2 separate regions of the Homo sapiens genome follow, and region 2 is linked to region 1. The links are chromatin loops, found by intact Hi-C in ENCODE. Cell type or tissue: MCF 10A. All regions are shown on one strand. Links, peaks and the distances in the headings refer to the core of each region. The heading gives the core; the rest is flanking DNA. Region 1 overlaps ARHGAP24 (Rho GTPase activating protein 24). Region 2 overlaps MAPK10 (mitogen-activated protein kinase 10).

The links. Hi-C counts contacts between places; a loop is a spot of excess contacts. Peaks named below come from ENCODE experiments on the same cell type or tissue, not always from the same donor. Only the 100,000 strongest peaks of a DNase experiment are listed, where the experiment ranks them.
Region 2: a loop joins it to region 1, with 6 times the contacts of the local background. A loop is called at or near these places in 1 of 110 quality-filtered maps.

What each region holds. Positions count from the first base shown.
Region 1 is chr4:85,950,176-85,958,780 of GRCh38, reverse strand. The region is part of intron 5 of ARHGAP24 (Rho GTPase activating protein 24); the gene reads right to left. Among named protein-coding and RNA genes, the nearest start is that of MAPK10-AS1, 170 kb to the left of the region's middle. In MCF 10A, for the core only: no CTCF peak of the experiment used is centred there; DNase peaks (open chromatin) are centred at 5,000 and 6,030.
Region 2 is chr4:86,005,912-86,014,516 of GRCh38, reverse strand. It overlaps MAPK10 (mitogen-activated protein kinase 10), which reads left to right. Exons shown (of 14, transcript NM_138982.4): 14 at 1-4,112. Among named protein-coding and RNA genes, the nearest start is that of MAPK10-AS1, 110 kb to the left of the region's middle. In MCF 10A, for the core only: no CTCF peak of the experiment used is centred there; a DNase peak (open chromatin) is centred at 3,126.

The DNA.
Region 1 (8,605 bases), core at 2,310-7,309:
AAAATGTTCTCAAATTGATTTATGGTAATGGTTGCATGACTTGGTAAATTTGCTAAAAATCACTAGGATTGTACCCTTGAAATGAGTGAATTATGAAATGTAAAACATGATTCCTTTTATTTCAAAAACATGACTTTAAGGGATATGCTTTCATGCAAGAAAATTTACAATCTGAGTCATAAAACACAGAAAAAACACACTTTCATAATATAAAATCTTATAGGTATCTTACTTATTTTCAGTAGGAATTATCTTAGAGGTTTCAAACCATGAATGAAGACTTCCTGGATTAAACATACTGAAGAGTTTCTGGTGAAATACTAGTCTCTGTATCACATAGATTCAAGCATATTACTTTTCCTTATACCATAAAATGTTAGTGACAATCATCAATACCATCATTATCCCCATCATCATACTCACAATGACAATAAAAAGTGCCCCATAACATGCCAGGGCCTGTGCAATTTCACTTACATATTCCAGGTGTTTTTGTTCCATTTTGTCTTATTTTTAAGTGAATGAATACAACAACCCTGTGAGATTAGACATTATGATTTCTATTTTATATGAGGAAATTAGTTTTGAGAAGTTAGGTAACGAGTTTCGGTTCATTAACATGGGTAGTAAGTGGCAGATTTAGTCCCACATTTTTCTGTCATGGAAGCCTGAACTTTTAACTTCCACACTACGTTCTTGCAAATAAGTAGACAAACACCAACTGATAGATATGCCCAATAATGAAAAACTTATTGGTTAATTGGGCACTTTTATTTATAACCCCATTGGGTTTCAGTGGAAGTGAGCCAAAATTCTGCAAAGATAAATTGAAAGGAAAGCAAAGCTCATACTCCCAATTCTAGATGCATGGGCTTTTTAGATATATCACAGAGTAAAACATGATGCAACATGACAGATTTCTAGTTTACACCCTGTCCCACATAAAATATTTAGTTAATACCCATTCATGGAGGTATTTCTCACATATGAGATATTTTTCCTTAAAGCCTGTTATTTTTCAGACTTTGGTGTGTTTATAAAGCAGTTTCATGGAACTCTTGTGAGTTATTCTTTGTTCAAATTAGAGAAGAAGCCAAGCATTTAAAGGAAAGAGGCCTCCCAGTGTTAGCAAAGAGTGACCTGACTGTATTTCCCAAAGTGTGGGTTATTCCAAGTAATTTAAGGTGCCACAGAAACAGGATATTGACTTCAAATAACTTAACAGAAATACTAATTTCTAAATTTCAATTCTCCTGATTACATCAAAGAGGAAGCATCAGTTGGGAAAAAGAGGCATGTTAAAATGGTACCAGCACATGCCAATCTCCATTTTCATCAAATCAACAGAGGGCCTTAGGGTCAGCATCTTCAGAAAGAAGCTGTGTCCAGGGACATTTAATAACATGTTCTTGTCATTGTGCTTATGTTACATTGACCTCGTGTTTATGCAAGTAGTGCTGGTTTTCAAAGAGCAATAATATATAAATTCCCTTTTACCCCAAAACTGATAAAGAAAACTGTGAATACATTTAAAGAAAAATATCAGTAAACCTAGTGCAGGCGTTATATGGAAATGGCTAAAATCATGAGGGTGAGAGACAGGACTAGCTGGATTTCCTAGGCTGACTAAGAATCCCTAAGCATAGCTGGGAAGGTGACTGCATCCACCTTTAAACAAGCGGCTTGCAACTTAGCTCACACCTGACCAATCAGATAGTAAAGAAAGCTCACTAAAATACTAATTAGGCAAAAACAGGAGGTAAAGAAATAGCCAATCATCTACCGCCTGAGAGCACAGCGGGAGGGACTATGATCGGGATATAAACCCAGGCATTTGAGCCAGCAACAGCTACCCTCTTTGGGTCCCCTCCCTTTGTATGGGAGCTCTGTTTTCACTCTATTAAATCTTGCAACTGCACTCTCTTCTGGTCCGTGTTTGTTAGGGCTGGAGCTGAGTTTTCACTCGCCATCCACCACTGCTTTTTGCTGCCTGCCGCTGACTTCCACCCTGGCTGGGTGTCGGCTGTGCTCCTGATTCAGCGAGGCGTCCATTGCCCCTCCCGATCGGGCTAAAGGCTTGCCATTGTTCTGCATCGCTAAGTGGGTTCCTCCTAATGGAGCTGAACACTAGTCACTGGGTTCCACGGTTCTCTTCCATGACCCACGGCTTCTAATAGAGCTATGACCCACGGCTTCTAATAGAGCTATAACACTGACTGCATGGACCAAGATTCCATTCCTTGGAATCCGTGAGGCCAAGAACCCCAGGTCAGAGAGCACAAGGCTTGCCACCATCTTCAAAGTGGCCCGCCACCATTTTGGAAGCGGCCCACCTCCATCTTGGGAGCTCTGGGAGCAAGAACCCCCGGGTAACAAGGGTAGTATGTGAATGAGAGAAGTTTGAGAAATACTTAAAGACAATAGTTATCAAATTTTGTCACACCATCATACCTTTAAGAAATGCATCAAAAAATAGGAACGTTAAGAGTTACTGTAAATAAACAGCTATTCAGGATTTTAGGGGCTAGCCCCTCTCCTTGACTTCAGAAAATCATTTAGTGTGCTGAAAATAGGTAGCCAGTTTACCATTTACACACACAGGGCTTGCCTTAGGCAAATTCCTGGGAGTCAGTTCTTTGCTTTTCCAACTCTTTAAGAATGTAAATTCCTCCCTTTTACTGGTTCACATGCCCTCAAGCTACCATTTGCTTTCTCCACTTTCTTCCATCAAGCCCTGCCCTAAGATCTTTTATTCACACTATGATATTGAGGCTCTATAACTGTACAGTTTGCTACTGAAATCTTTAGAGTTTGAGTTTTTGCATGGAATAAAGTGTAAAGAGGGAGGGGTGTATCTTTCAGGCTGTCTTGAAACTTCAGGCCCTATTCAGCAGGAAGGAAATCATGTATTTTACACATCAACTCTATACCCCAGAAAATAGTTTATCTCACAATAGCATATGGTTTGCCTAGCCCAGTCAGAACTGATATGTTGCTCCCAGTAATGGTGTGATGTTGATTCTGCTGCTATCCTTTCCCCATTTCATATATAAGAAACAGAGTTACATCAATTCTAATGATCAATGTCCTTTACCATACACTCCTGCAGCTGATAGTCTAGCTAGTATTTCCCAAGTTATGGTTTTAGGACCATGCATATAAGAATTACCTGGGAGATGAATGCCATGTGGAGATGGGGGCAGAGGTTGGAGTTATGTAGCTACAAGCCAAGGAACGACAAGGGTTGCTGGCAAATATCGGAATTTAAGAGACAGGCATGAAACAGATACTTCCCTAAATCCTTCAGAGAGAGCATGGCTCTGCTGACATCTTGATTTGGATTTTCAGCTTCCAGAAATATGAGATAATAAGTTACAGTTTTTGTTTTGTTTTGTTTTGTTTTTAGCTACCCAGTTTGCAATGCTTTTTTATGGCAACCCTAGGAAAATAATACAGGGATCATGGAAAACTCCAGAAGGAAGGGGAATTGGGTGAATTTGTTAGGCTCTTCCAACTGGAAAGGAGCACATGCTGAGGGTCGGGGTGGGGGGTAGGCGGGGGGAGCATGGGCTTATTCAAATAGTCATGTATAGGGACTTGGATTTTAAAACAGAAAAGGGACAGGTTCTGCTGTTTAGAAAGAGATCTGGGCTCTGGGCCGAGAGCAGCCCTTCTACTACTGAACAGCAGCAGCAAAGCCATGAGAATGTGTAGCACTGCCTCAGTACAAACACTCAAACATTTTATTATTTATTTATTTATTTATTTTTGAGACAGAGTTTCACTCTTTTTGCCCAGGCTGGAGTGCAATGGCACAATCTCGGCTCACCGCAACCTCCGCCTCCTGGGTTCAAGTGATTCTCCTGCCTCAGCCTCCTGAGGAGCTGGGATTACAGGCATGCGCCACCACACCCAGCTAATTTTTTGTATTTTTTAGTAGAGACAGGGTTTCTCCATGTTGGCCAGGCTGGTCTTGAACTCCCGACCTCAGGTGATACACCCGCCTTGGCCTCCCAAAGTGCTGGGATTACAGGCGTGAGACACTGCACCCGGCCAAACATTTTAAATACTAAGCTAGAACAAATTAAAACAAGCAAGGATCTTCCAATTTTAGTATATGTGCTGCCGAGCATTTTAAATACTAAGCTAGAACAAATTAAAACAAGCAAGGATCTTCCAATTTTAGTATATGTGCTGCCGAAGGGAGCACGAGCAAGGATCTTCATTTGTAAAACAAGTAGGTATTAGGATATTCTCTTGATAAATGTTTGGTGCATACTATACGCCAGCTGTTGTGCTCAGAGAGGGGTGTAGCATCAGGACAGGTAAGGATCCTGCCCTCAAGGAGCTTAAATTGGCATGGGGAAGGCAGATGATAAGCAGTAAAGAAACAAACAAACAAGATAACTACTAAAGGAGCTCAAATGCCTTGAAGGGAATAAACAGAGTAATCTTAGATAGAAGCTTCAGGAAGTTGAGGATTAAATGAAATAATCAGGATAGTATCCAGCACAAGGTAGGTTATTATTGATAAAGTTACTATTCTTCCTTAAAGGATGAACATTTTATCTACTAACTACCTCCTGTATTTTAATTTGCAGCAGCAGATGATGGATTTTTCTGCCCTAAACAAAACATCTTTTTTTCTTGTTATGTTTGGGGCAGCTCATTTGTTTTAATGCAATGGTGGTCAAATGGGTTTTCCAATCTCTGATTGCAAAGTGCACATATGCTCTGTCAAAAACAAGAGCCTAGACTGAACAGACCAGATTTCAGAGCCCTCCACTGTTTCCTCTTCCTTTCCTCTGATCCCTGTAACCAACTCTCAGTCAGAGTGATCTCTGTTGCCTCACTGGCCCCAGCTTTTTGCCTTGGAGGACGGGCTTATTTACGTCTCCTTACAGCACCTTCTCCTGTCTTCCCTTGGAATCCAGATCTCATTCTCCCCTCCACATTGGACACTCTCCTCATTTCAACATCTTTATGCTTATAATAATTGCACTAGTGCCTATGAGTCTCCCTCTGCCCTGACCTCGTGCCTGCTCTCTGCCAGTCTCTCTGCTGGGTGCAGATGATAAATCCATGACTAAGAGGACAGGGTTCCTGCCTCTGGGCAGCACAGGCAGATTAAAAAAAAAAAAATCGCCTGTGGATTTACCATGCAGATTCCTAGGCATTCTCCAACCATTTAAATCAGAATGAGAGCAAGTGGGGTCTGGGTTTCTGAATCTTAAGGTATTTCTCTAAGTCATTCTTACACATACTGATACTGAAAAATCTCTCCTATGTCTGTAGTACTCCCTACTTTCAAGTTCACTTTTTCATAACTCAGTTCAGTAATTCCCAGACCTAAATTCCTTCCCAGAGGATTAAATTAAAATATGTCTGGCTTTTCTGTCTCCTAAATTTTAGGCTTTTATTTTTTCATTTTATCTCTGTGGACTTGCAGTTTATTTAGTCACCAAAACAAATTTGAAAAATAAGTGAAAGGGGAGAATAGCAGAAAGAGGAACAAGGGAAGTGTGAACTGAGTATGTGGGTGGGCAGCTGGGGGACCTGAAACAGCAGTTGTTTTACAGGATTCTTGGACAGAATGTGTAAAATTACTGGCTTCATGAAGCCTCTGTCCTTGCTCCTGAACACTGTGTTGTTAAGAGCGTATTCTGTTGCCCAGCAGTTAATGCTAGGATGGTGACCACACTGCCATTCTTGACCCTACCTTCCCAACGCTTCCAAAATGTATCTTCTTGAACAGCTGATACCATCTGGAGGGCTTTGGTAACAAAATAATATTCAATATCTAATTTGATTTTACACATTCTAGATTTCATTTTTGTCCCCTCAAAACTTGGAAGTTTAATATAAAAAGTTATGTTTTAATTTGTTTTCATTTCTAAATAGAAAGAATAAAGACAAGAATGGTTAGAAACTATGATATCTGTTTTCTTTTGTTTGTTTGTTTTTACAGTTGACAGGAACTGAAAGAATACAAATTCTTTCAGGTCAATGAGAACGCCCTTTCTCACAAAATTCACTGGCCAAGGAGTATGTGGGAATATGTCATAACCGTAGGAACAATGAGTCATGCCTATATAAAAGTATCAAACTTGAACTTCAGAACTGGAAAAAAGAGTATACAGTATAATTAAAGAAGAGCAGAAAGTACATGGCTTAATAAAGGCTCATCCATGCACTCACAACTACTCCAAATTCCAATAGCGTATGAATTTCAAATGTTTTTTTCTCACACCACCTTTTCTGTTTTTCCCTCACACAGGACAAAGTGTTTCTTCTCATTCAAATGTGAAATATTATCTTCCAAATCCCAAATGGATCCATAGCTTCCAAAGCACAGGCAGATGTATGAATACATGCTCTTCAGCTGAGGACAGATATGTGCAAAACATTGAAAACAAATGGGGCAGAATTAAAGAAACCAATGTACTGATACAATGAATTATTACATAGTCCTTAAGATCACACATTATATAGTCCTGAAGATCACACACAGTGAAAACTACTTAATGACATGGGAAAATGTCCATGATATAATGTGAAGGAGAAAAAGTAAGATATAAAAGCTGTATGGTTCCGATATATTTTATACATAGCTGAATTTTGACACATCTAAATCTCTGCTTATCTATTTATTTATCTGCTATGTATAGAAAGAGCTCTCTGGAGTGTCGAATTTTAAAATATTCATATTTCCTTCTTGTATTCTTCCATATTCTAAATTGTACATAAAACGTTATAATCAAAATATAACTTTAATAATATTGAAATTAAACTTAATAACTTTATGGTATTAAATTAAATAATATTCAAATTAAACTTAATAACTTTATGATATCAAATTAAACTTAATAACTTTATGATTTTTAAAATGCTATTTAAAAATTAAATTTCAGGGCTTAACATTAGAGGTACAATGTCAGTGACTAGAGATTGTCTTTGCAGAATACCTGTGGGAACTTCTTTCTAGGTTTTAATAAATATATTTTAACAAAGACAAAACCTGAATCTTATTGACTCTTTGGTGAGAAATAAGCATTATTAGAATCAACAGGGAAAATATTTATTCATTCTTACTCTTTAAAATGTTTCACAAGGAAACATTTCTGTATTTACAACTTAATATCTATTCAAAGCATTATGCACAGTCTGTATTTTTATCATTTTGAGGCTATGGACCCCAAACGGATCCATAGCTTCAAAAGCACAGGCATATTTAAGAACACAGATGCTCTTCAGAAGAGGGCAGATATGTACAAAACATTGAAAACAACAGGGGAAGGATTAAAGAACCTGGGTGAGATAAACTTGAACTAACGAACGTTCCCTGGCAGTTTGTCTCCACATCCCAATGACTAAAGTTGAGCTAGGCCTTGACCATGTGAAAGATCAAACAGCCAATTAACTAAAAAAAAAACACATAGGGGCAGAACACTCTGCTTGGACAAGTTTCTGAAAATAACCTCACCATCCTCTGGGAAATTATGGATTTTCTTTCCCCTCCCTGTGTATCTCACAATTACATTTTGCCACAAATATGTTATTCTCTTCTTATTACCTCACCATTCATGGATCTGGGAACCCCTTCTTTGAATCAGCAGAATCCAGGATTTTGCATATCTGCCACCGGAGACCAAGGGATTCAAGCTTGACAATTTATCAAAAGGATATTTCGGTTGCCAGAATGACCTTTTTAACATATAAATAAAATTATTTCATTTACTTGCTAAAAATATTTTGACAGATTTCCATTTCACTTAGAATAAGAACTAAATTTCTTATTATAGGCCAGGTGTGGTGGTGCACACCTGTTAATCCTAGCACTTTGGGAGGCCGAGGTGGGTGGATCACCTGAGGTCAGGAGTTCAAGACCAGCCTAGCCAACATGGCAAAACCCTGTCTCTACTAAAAAAAATAAAATACAAAAATTAGCCAGGTATGGTGGCATGCACCTGTAATCTCAGCCACTTGGGAGGCTGAGGCAGGAGAATCGCTTGAACCCAGGGACAGAGGTTGCAGTGAGCCAAGATTGCACCACTGCACTCTGGCCTGGGTGACAGAGGGAGACTCTTAAAAAAAAAAGAAAAAAGAAAAAAGAAGAAAAAGAAAAAATAAAAGTAAAAGAAAAAGAAAAAGAAAAAAAATTATTATAATCTGCCAAGTTATACAGAATCAACCTCCGTGGACACTATTCATCATCATTCACTGCATTCCTGTCACAGTGACCTCCTTCCTTTTATATTTAATTTTAATTTTTTATTTTTTAGAGAAAGGTCTTGCTCTGCCACCGAGGCTGAAGTGCCAGCAGTATGATCATAACTCATTGCAGCCTCAAACTCCTGGGCTCAAGTGATCCTCCTGCCTCAGCCTCCTGAGTTGCTAGGATTACCACTGTGCACCACCAAAGGCAGCTAGTTTTTTAATTTGATTTTTTTTTTGTAGAGACAGTCTCACTTTATTGTCCAGTCAGGTCTGGAACTCTTACCCTTAAGGGATCCTCCCACTTCGGCCTCCCAAAGTGCTGGGATTACAGGCATAAGCCACTGTGTCTTGCCCCCAGTGGCCTTCTTTATGTTCTTCAAGCAAGCTA
Region 2 (8,605 bases), core at 1,227-6,226, 57 kb before region 1:
TTATTAGGTGATTAAAGCAAGGCAGATGATGGAACAACAAAGAGAATCACCACTGTAAAAGCCCCCCAGTCCTTTGCCCACTAGGTCTGCTTTCCTATAATATGTCTAGGAGGTGATGATATTATCAAATTCACAGAATATAATATGTTCTGCATTCACTTGTCTGTCTTAACACACACACACACACACACACACACACACACACACACACACCCCAAATATTTCTTAAATAGTCACCTGTTATTTCCCAAGAACATCCCAACTTTTCCGGTAGGCAAGTGTCAAGTCACCTGGACAATATTCCTGAAAAAAAGTGAAGGTTCTACCTGGGGTTGGGGCTCATTTTGGAACATGAAGTTGGCACTCTGAGGAGCCTAACCTTCTGTTAGGCTTCCTTTGGGGCAGTTGGTTTGCAGTGATCCTTAATAAAATAGTTTGCAGTATTTTGTAGGAAGGATGGCTGTGTACTCATGTGCAGGGAAAATTAAACTGCTGCAAGAGTTTGGCAAAACCGCCACCACTTTACTATTAATATGTCTTTACTATTTTTATATGTGTTTTGTGGGTCAGCGTGTTCAATTTTAAATAGGAATACACTAGCCTTACAACGGAATTTCTTCTTGTGGAATAAAAACTGATAATAACCTTTCATCTTCAAGAATCTGATGACTGAGTTTTGTAGGAATGTACCCAACAGTTGGACCAGAGCCTGGCCAGTTCCCACCAATTGGAGTAAGCTATTTAATTGAGGGTTAAGAAGCTCGATAGTTTTTTCAATCTGTTATCAGAAAAATATTATCTAAAGACACTGATAGCAGCTGACTGGTAAAACTGAAAGTTGGCCTTAGTAAATGGAACTAGTAAAAAATAGATAAAAATATGTAAAACCTTTTATGTCCTGTCAAGGAAAAAAAAATAAGCAAACTTGATTTGTTTTAAAATTGTAAATATTCATTGCAAAACCTAAATTATACAAAATCTATTTCGATTTGAATCTCTTAACATATGAAAAGCCACATCTTAAGTGCATTATGCTCTGTAAGGCATGTTATTAGCCAGCTTTGCTGAAAAATGTATTCTTCTACAGCTCAGAAAGAGGAGTAAAATTGCTCTAGAAATTTTTGATCTCAGCCACTTTGCATCCAAAGAGGAACCCAACTCCCCACTCACAATCCCCCACACACATTTTAATTATAAGAGTTCAACATTTTCCACAGATATCATTAAGCCAAGCAAGGAAACTCCTCTCTGTAAAAACAACAAAAAAGTTGCAATGTAAATAGTTATTTTAGCTATTTTCTTTGTGATTAGAGGATAAGATTTTGTTATTTCTTTTGGTACTTAGTCCTTTAACTATCTGAAAATGGCTCACTTTGACCTGTTTCTTTGGTCAGCCAAACTGAAGTGAGGGGCCTCTGTTTATATATAGAATCTTGTATATGTAACTTTACTTATGTGGGACCAATGGCCAGTATATTCTAATGGACACAAATCTCCCAATCCTTATGTAGGATTATCTGTTCACCTTGCCATGTCCATCTTGCAATGAGACCTAACTTGCACCTGCCTGTTTTTCTGCATGATTGGACTCCAAAGACTATTACCAATGATGAGAATTGTCTTGTGTCAGTGTTTATAAAATGGACTTAAAGCACACACACATGCATACCCACATTCACATGCACCCTTACAGTTCTAGATCAACCCTGGAAGGCAAAACCATGTACGTCCAGTTTCTTTGCAAGGTCTGAGCAGTGAGAACTAAATTCAGTCAGTCTAATGGGTAAAATGCAACCTCAGTGATGCTTAATAAGGATTTGAAATCGTTCAAGTCATTTCTGTGTTCTTTCTCACACCCTTTCCTTTCTATTTTGTCTTCTTTTATTTTCAAAATGTCTGTGGAACAAGAGGATGAATCGGGGGAGAACTTCTGCTTCTTTTGACTCTTTTTAGGTAATATGGAGTCAATATATTATGATTTCTGTTTCTTATGGATTATTAAAATCAGAGGAAATCTGCTTCTCTCAACATAAAACCAAATCCAAACCCAGACATTGTTGGAGTTTGCCTGTTGACAATGGTTATGATGCTGCTCGTTGTCTTGAGTTGCATGTAACGACAGTAGCTCTGAAGGGTGTCATGATTTCATTTTGGCAACTGGTAAAAGAAACTTGTAGTGTGGTCTGATTGTGCCAGGGAATAAATAAGAAATAAGGAATGACCTACTTTCTCACCTTGGGTCAAGAGTGTGTGATATGAATGTGACCATGTAGAAATCTGTGTTTTCATTTGACACTGGTTTCTTCTAAAACTGACCTTCATTTCTGTCTGTAGATACTAGTTGTATATCTGCAATTCAGTAATTTCTTTTTAAGGTATAAAATCAATGAAGAAAAAAAAGATCATCTTTTGGGGGGGCATTAGGTAAGTAGAGCAGGGTTAAATTTCCCAGATTAATTATCAGATTTCTATTCATTTTAACTATTTTCCAAGAGAAAAGGTAAAAGCCTTTGTTTAGCTACATGATATCCAACTTTACTATCTCAAACTCCTTGGAGAATTAAAAATATATATGATTTTGTGGCTGGATGAAGAGGTCACTGCACTTGCATTAGTTTACTTTGCAGTGTTTGAACAGTTGAGGAGTGGCTCTTCTATTTCTGTAAATAATGTTTTATTTAACCAATTAACTATTAGAAAGCCTGGAAGATAAACATACACATTATTTTGAGTTATCACATTTATCGTTTTACCTAGTTCCTGTTGGAATATAGAAAGCAACAGCTTTTTGTTATCTCTGGAACAGCTTCTATCCTAGTTTAAATCACAGATCCTTACTCTCTTTAAAAAAGGTCAAGCATAGGTACCTAAAAATACCCACAATAATAAGAAGGGAAATTGCATTCCACAAGATGATTGCTCTTAAAGAGTCAGAAGGAGTTATTGGTGCATTCCTGATACCATAAATGGTTACCAAACATTTGGTAATTTTGACCAAGTTCACAGTAAGGAGAAAAAAGGGTGTTGGACTTGCTTTTCTTGAAGATTACTTATGGAGCAACCAACCTAGAAGGATGAATCTACTTGCCAATAACAACACTGGATCACAGCCAAGGCAGAGGTTTTTGACATTCCCAATTCATCATGGTGGTGTTTTGTATTTGTAACATGTCTTTTCTCCACAGATGTTGAAAGGCATGCTTGGATGACACATGCTAATAGTGAAACACGCTGAAAGTCCTGCCATCACAGATCACTTTATGTTGGGAGCCACTCTATGTGGCAAGTCATCTGTCCCAGTTCCAGACTAAATTTCAACTGTTCAACCATTTACATCATTGTAGTCTGTTTAAGGCACTAAAAATGTGCTGTAGAAATTTATATTTCTCAGACACATGAAATGTGGTGACACATCCAGCAACAAGTCAAACACTCCTTTGAAATTTTCTACCTTATGTCAAATATTTCTTACTTTTAAAGACATTCCTATCCTGGTGTAAAATCCAACATAAAATAATTTGAGGGAATTTAAGGAATTCAAATTTCACTCCGTGGGGTACGTGGCTTTATTTCTTAATCACTGAACTTCTAGTAATGTTCTTCACCTGATCTTGTCTGCGATGTTTAACCAACAGTCCAGATCATTTGCAACTCAAAAGCAGGTACAAAATGTTATCCATCTTAAAAACCCCTCACATATTCCCTAGAAGACTGTCCCACACATAATTCGCCTTCCATTAACACTTGTGAACCCATCCTGGTGAAAATATTGCCTATGAACAATTATACCAAAAAATCAATTTTTATAATGCAAATAATATTTTACACAGACCAAGAGAATTCATAATATTAAAGTATTTCTTTTATAAAAGGAAGGTTTTCAGAAAGCAATGGCCTATTCCTTCATGTTAATACATTGCGAACTTGGATTTGGTGTAAATCAAGCCCTGAGAATATTGCTCTGAATTTCTAGCTTAATTTCTGAGCAACATTCTAAAGCAGTTCATTAATTTACTCCAAAAACATTTCTTGGACACTTCGGTGTAGGAGATATATATTGCATGGTCCTTAACCTAAAAAATTCAGAGTTAATAAATCTTTGTTTAAAAAAACTAAAGCAAATATTTTTATTTCATTTATTTGCTATCTTTTTACAAAATGTATTTAAATTAGTGGTGTGACTTGCACGAGTCCATTTTTATTATTTGCTTAAAGCGATGAAACAAGGAGTCTGCTTCTTTCAATGTTCTTATTTTGTCTAATTATATAAGTATACTTCATGAATCAGCATGAGAATTTTGAATATTTTCCATTACAAGAGATGAAACCACTTTTAAAAATTATTTAAAATTTAAAATTCATTTTAAAAATGCATGGATGTTCTTTTCCGCATTGCAGAAAGTTTGCTTTGATGTATGGTTCCTCTGAGAGCTATTGGACCTAGATGCTGACTGAGCATGGGGCTTATACTTTTGGCATCACAATCTCCAAATTAGCAAATGATATCACAATGGGTACTGAAGCTTCTTTGCAGTGACATTCTTACATGAAGCCAAATCTTCGGAGTTTGTTCAGTCTATGGGTGACTGTTGGAACCCTAAAATAACTTAAAGTAGAATTTGGTCATTTATTGTTTTTTTTTATTAAAAGGTCCAACTGAGAACATCCCTGAACATCTGAACCAGAAATTTGACATAGAGCTCTAAATATTCACTCATTCATTCATGCAACAAATATTTATTTATCAAGCACGTCAACCATCCAAGGACTGTTCTAGGTACACATAGTTGATGTGATGAAGTCAGCAAATCTGCCTTCACATGGTCTGCATTCTAGTGGAGAAGTCAGATAGAGGTAAGTACGAAGACCACAAAGCAGGTTAAAAAGTAAGGTGGGAAAGGGATGCTATTTTAGACAAGGTGGTCAGGGCAAGCCTCTCAGAAGAGGGGATAAGTGCTCAGAGACCTGACTGAAGTGAGAGTGAGCTATTGACACGGAGAAGGGCATTTCAGACTCTGAAGAGAAAGCAGGGGCAGGCTTTGGAGGGAGAGCTTGTTTATATAGACAAGGAGGGGCAAAGAGTCTTGTGGATAAAGCAGAATGAACAAGAGTAAATGGGATTGTAAATGAAATTGGAGAGAGAAGCAGGGGTCAGAGCATGGCAAGATCTTGAGATTTGATTCTAAATATGGGAAGATGGTGGTTAGATTTGAAAAAGGAAATGATATAAGCTAAATTTTCTTTTTAAAAGGATTCCTTTGGCTACTGAGTAAAGAGGACTCTTAGGAAGAAAGATAAGAATGGGGACAAAAAAATCCATCGTAGGATAAAACATTAATCCAGAAAGACATGATGGGGCTTAGACTAGGAAAAGGAGATGGTGAGAAGGATTTGAATTCTGGACCTATTGTGAAGGCAGAGCTGAGAAGATTTGCTGATAGATTGATATTGTGATATAAAAGCAAGAGATCAGAAATGGCTCTAGATTCTTTTACCTAAACCATGAAGTAAATGATGGTACAGTTGACTGAGATGATGAACAATGGGTTAGAAAAACATTGGGGAGAAAATCATGTTTGTTTTTGGAATATCAGTTGGAGATGTTTATTAGATATCCAAGTGGAGGCCGGGCACGGTGGCTCACGCCTGTAATCCCAGAACTTTGGGAGGCCAAGGCAGGCAGATCATGAGGTCAGGAGATCGAGACTATCCTGGCTAACATGGGGAAACCCCATCTTTACTAAAAATACAAAAAATTATCTGGGTGTGGTGGCATGTGCCTGTAGTCCCAGCTACTCAGGCTGAGGCAGGAGAATTGTTTGAACCCGAGAGGCGGGGGTTGCAGTGAGCCGATATCAAGCCACTGCACTCCAGCCTGGGTGACAGAGTGAGACTCTATCTCAAAAAAAAAAAGAAAAAAAAAAAAAATCCACGTGGAGTAGCAGGAGTGTCTTATAAGCTGGAGTTCAAGGAAGAGGGTGAGCTGAAACAGAAATCTGAGAGTAATCAGTTTATAAGTAGTATTAAAAGCCAAGAGCCTGTATGAGCCCACCAAAAGACAGTGTAGTTAAAGAAGAGAAAACCAAAGATGGAGATGCCTCTCACTCCAACATACAGACCTCAGAAAACAGGAGGGTATTCCAGAATGTTCAGTGAGGTAGAGGGAAAACCAGGAGTGTGCTGTCCTGGAAGCCAAGTAAAGAAGGTGTTTCAAAAGTGAGAGAATGGGCAGGGGCGGATTGTTATTGAGAGGCTGAGTAAAATGGGAACTGAAGATTCACAGTTGGACTAAATCTGTTTGAAGGTCATCGATGACCCCAATGAGAGCAGTTTCTATCCAGTATTGAGCAAGAAAAGAGTAACTCGAGTGAGTTCAAGAAAACATGGGAAGTAAGGAAGTAGAAATAGATACAGAAAATTCAAAATATTTTTCTACAAAGTGCAGCAAAAGAATGATGTAAACGTTGGAGATAAATGTGAGATTGAGAGATTTTTTTAAAAGCTAATATAGCATGGGTAATAGTGCTGGTGGGGCCAACAGAGAGATAGCAAAACTGATAATGCAAAAGAGAAAGGGATATTTATTTGATAGAGTAACATGCTTGAAAAGGGTGGAGGGACAGGCTCCAGTACATGGGCAGAGGCGCTGGCCCTGGACAGTAACTGCAGCAGGCAGTGAGGTGGTGTGCACAGAGGCAGGTAGTTTGGGAATACGGTGACGTGATGGGCATAAGTACATACTCATCTGATTTTTTTTTTTGTTGTCTCAGTAAAGATAGAAGTAAGGTTGTCAGTAGACAATGAAGAGTTTGTGGAAGTTTGAGAAGTGTGAAATTGACCTTGGAAACTGTGACAATAAGTTACTGGACAGTGATGAAAACCATGTGAGCCATATTAATATAAATACAAAGGAACACAGGTCAACTTGGTGGTCTTTTGTTCTCCAGTCATGTTTAGTTTTTTTAGGCACAGGTTAAGAGTAAGAAAAAATTACTAGAGTTGCAATTTGTTTCTTTTTAATTCTCAAAAGAGTAGTACAGTGCTGGGAGAGTACATAATGGGATTTGGAAATGGGGGCAAGAGAATAATTATGAGAAGGAACCATAGAAGCTAAGCTGGTCAAGGAGGGAAGTAATGAAATGGGGGATGATAGTCGCTGAAAACTTACCAATTTGGAGTGATGGTGCTAAGGGGAGTGACTAGAGAGAGAAGAAGTGATGACCACAGCGTGGGATGCTTGAAATGGAACTGTTGGCGATGCCAGTGATTAGTCATGACACAGTACGCAGTGTAACCATGAGTGTGGTGGCTGATGTTCAGGCAGCGGCAGAACAAGATTTTCAAAAGTCGTCAAGGAGCTGAGTGGCCAAGATGGTGAATGGAGTATGAGTGGGGAGGGTGAGTGGGTTAGGTGCTAGAATATTCAGTCAATGATAAGGAGACATGTGCTTGTAAGAAGGTCATTAGAGAGGAAGAAGGATTAAAGGTCTGAAAGTAGCTGCAAATAGCAAAGCAAGATGTCTCCCCTTCAGGCCAATGATACGCAGGTTGTAGAGAGGAAGATAGCTAGGCTTGAGAGGGCTGCAGGGAAGATGGTGTCTTCAGGAGGCAACCATGATTCAGAGAAGAGGACATAGGGGAGGGTGATGGCATTGTAAGATCTAGAGGGGATAATGGAAAAGTCCTAGGCAGGGGGAGGCCATTGGAGATAGAAGCAAATGAGAGAATACACTGGGCAATATGGGGATAAGCAAATAGATGAAGGAAAAATGGCATGGGAACTTGGACTATTTTGGCAACAGGTAACCAGCGATGAGGGTCTGATGGCATGACCCTGGGGATCACTTCAGTGTGGTGCATAATTAATCTAGTGAATCATGAGGGGGTAGGGAACAGGGAATGGGTGTGTGGAGAAGAGAGAGTTGGGATGGACATCCTCTATTCGCAAGAACAGGTGGGATGCTCGGGGCCTCCCCCAGAAGTAAGAGACAGTTTTGCTCAAAGAAAATGATGCCAATTTGGTTTGCCCCCTAACAATTCACTGTTCTCCTGTTGCCCTCATTCCCTATTTAAGAAAAGGCTGGCCTCACTGTGGCTTATCCTTCAAGAGGCCATACAGACAGCAGCTATACAGAAGTTCATAAATAAGGAGTATCATTCAAACCTGGACCTGAGCCACAAATGGTGCTTTAAAAACCACACTTTTCATCAGCTAAACTTTTTACTGAAAGATCTACAGTAGGTTCAGTAGATTTTAGCTGCCTGGGGAACTGTTAGTTCTCCAAGTCACTTCAGAGCAAGAGGCCCTTAAGCTGGGCAGTTCTAACTTTCAACTCATTCCCCACTTGTGCAGTTAAGAAGACTATAAAGAGAATAATGAAACAGACCTTTGGGAGCCACAGTTCCAGCACTCCTTTCCTGTAGTTTGTGAGTTCAAACAAGGCAAAATGTTTCCAGCTCTGGATGCTTTCTCTGAATAAGAGAGTAGAAGCCGCGTGGGTACTAAGTGTGTTTTCAGGTCTCATGACGTGCTGCTAAGGTGTTAGGCACAATGCCATCTTGATGGCATGAACTTGGTAGGTCATGTTTATTTTATTGAAAAGAC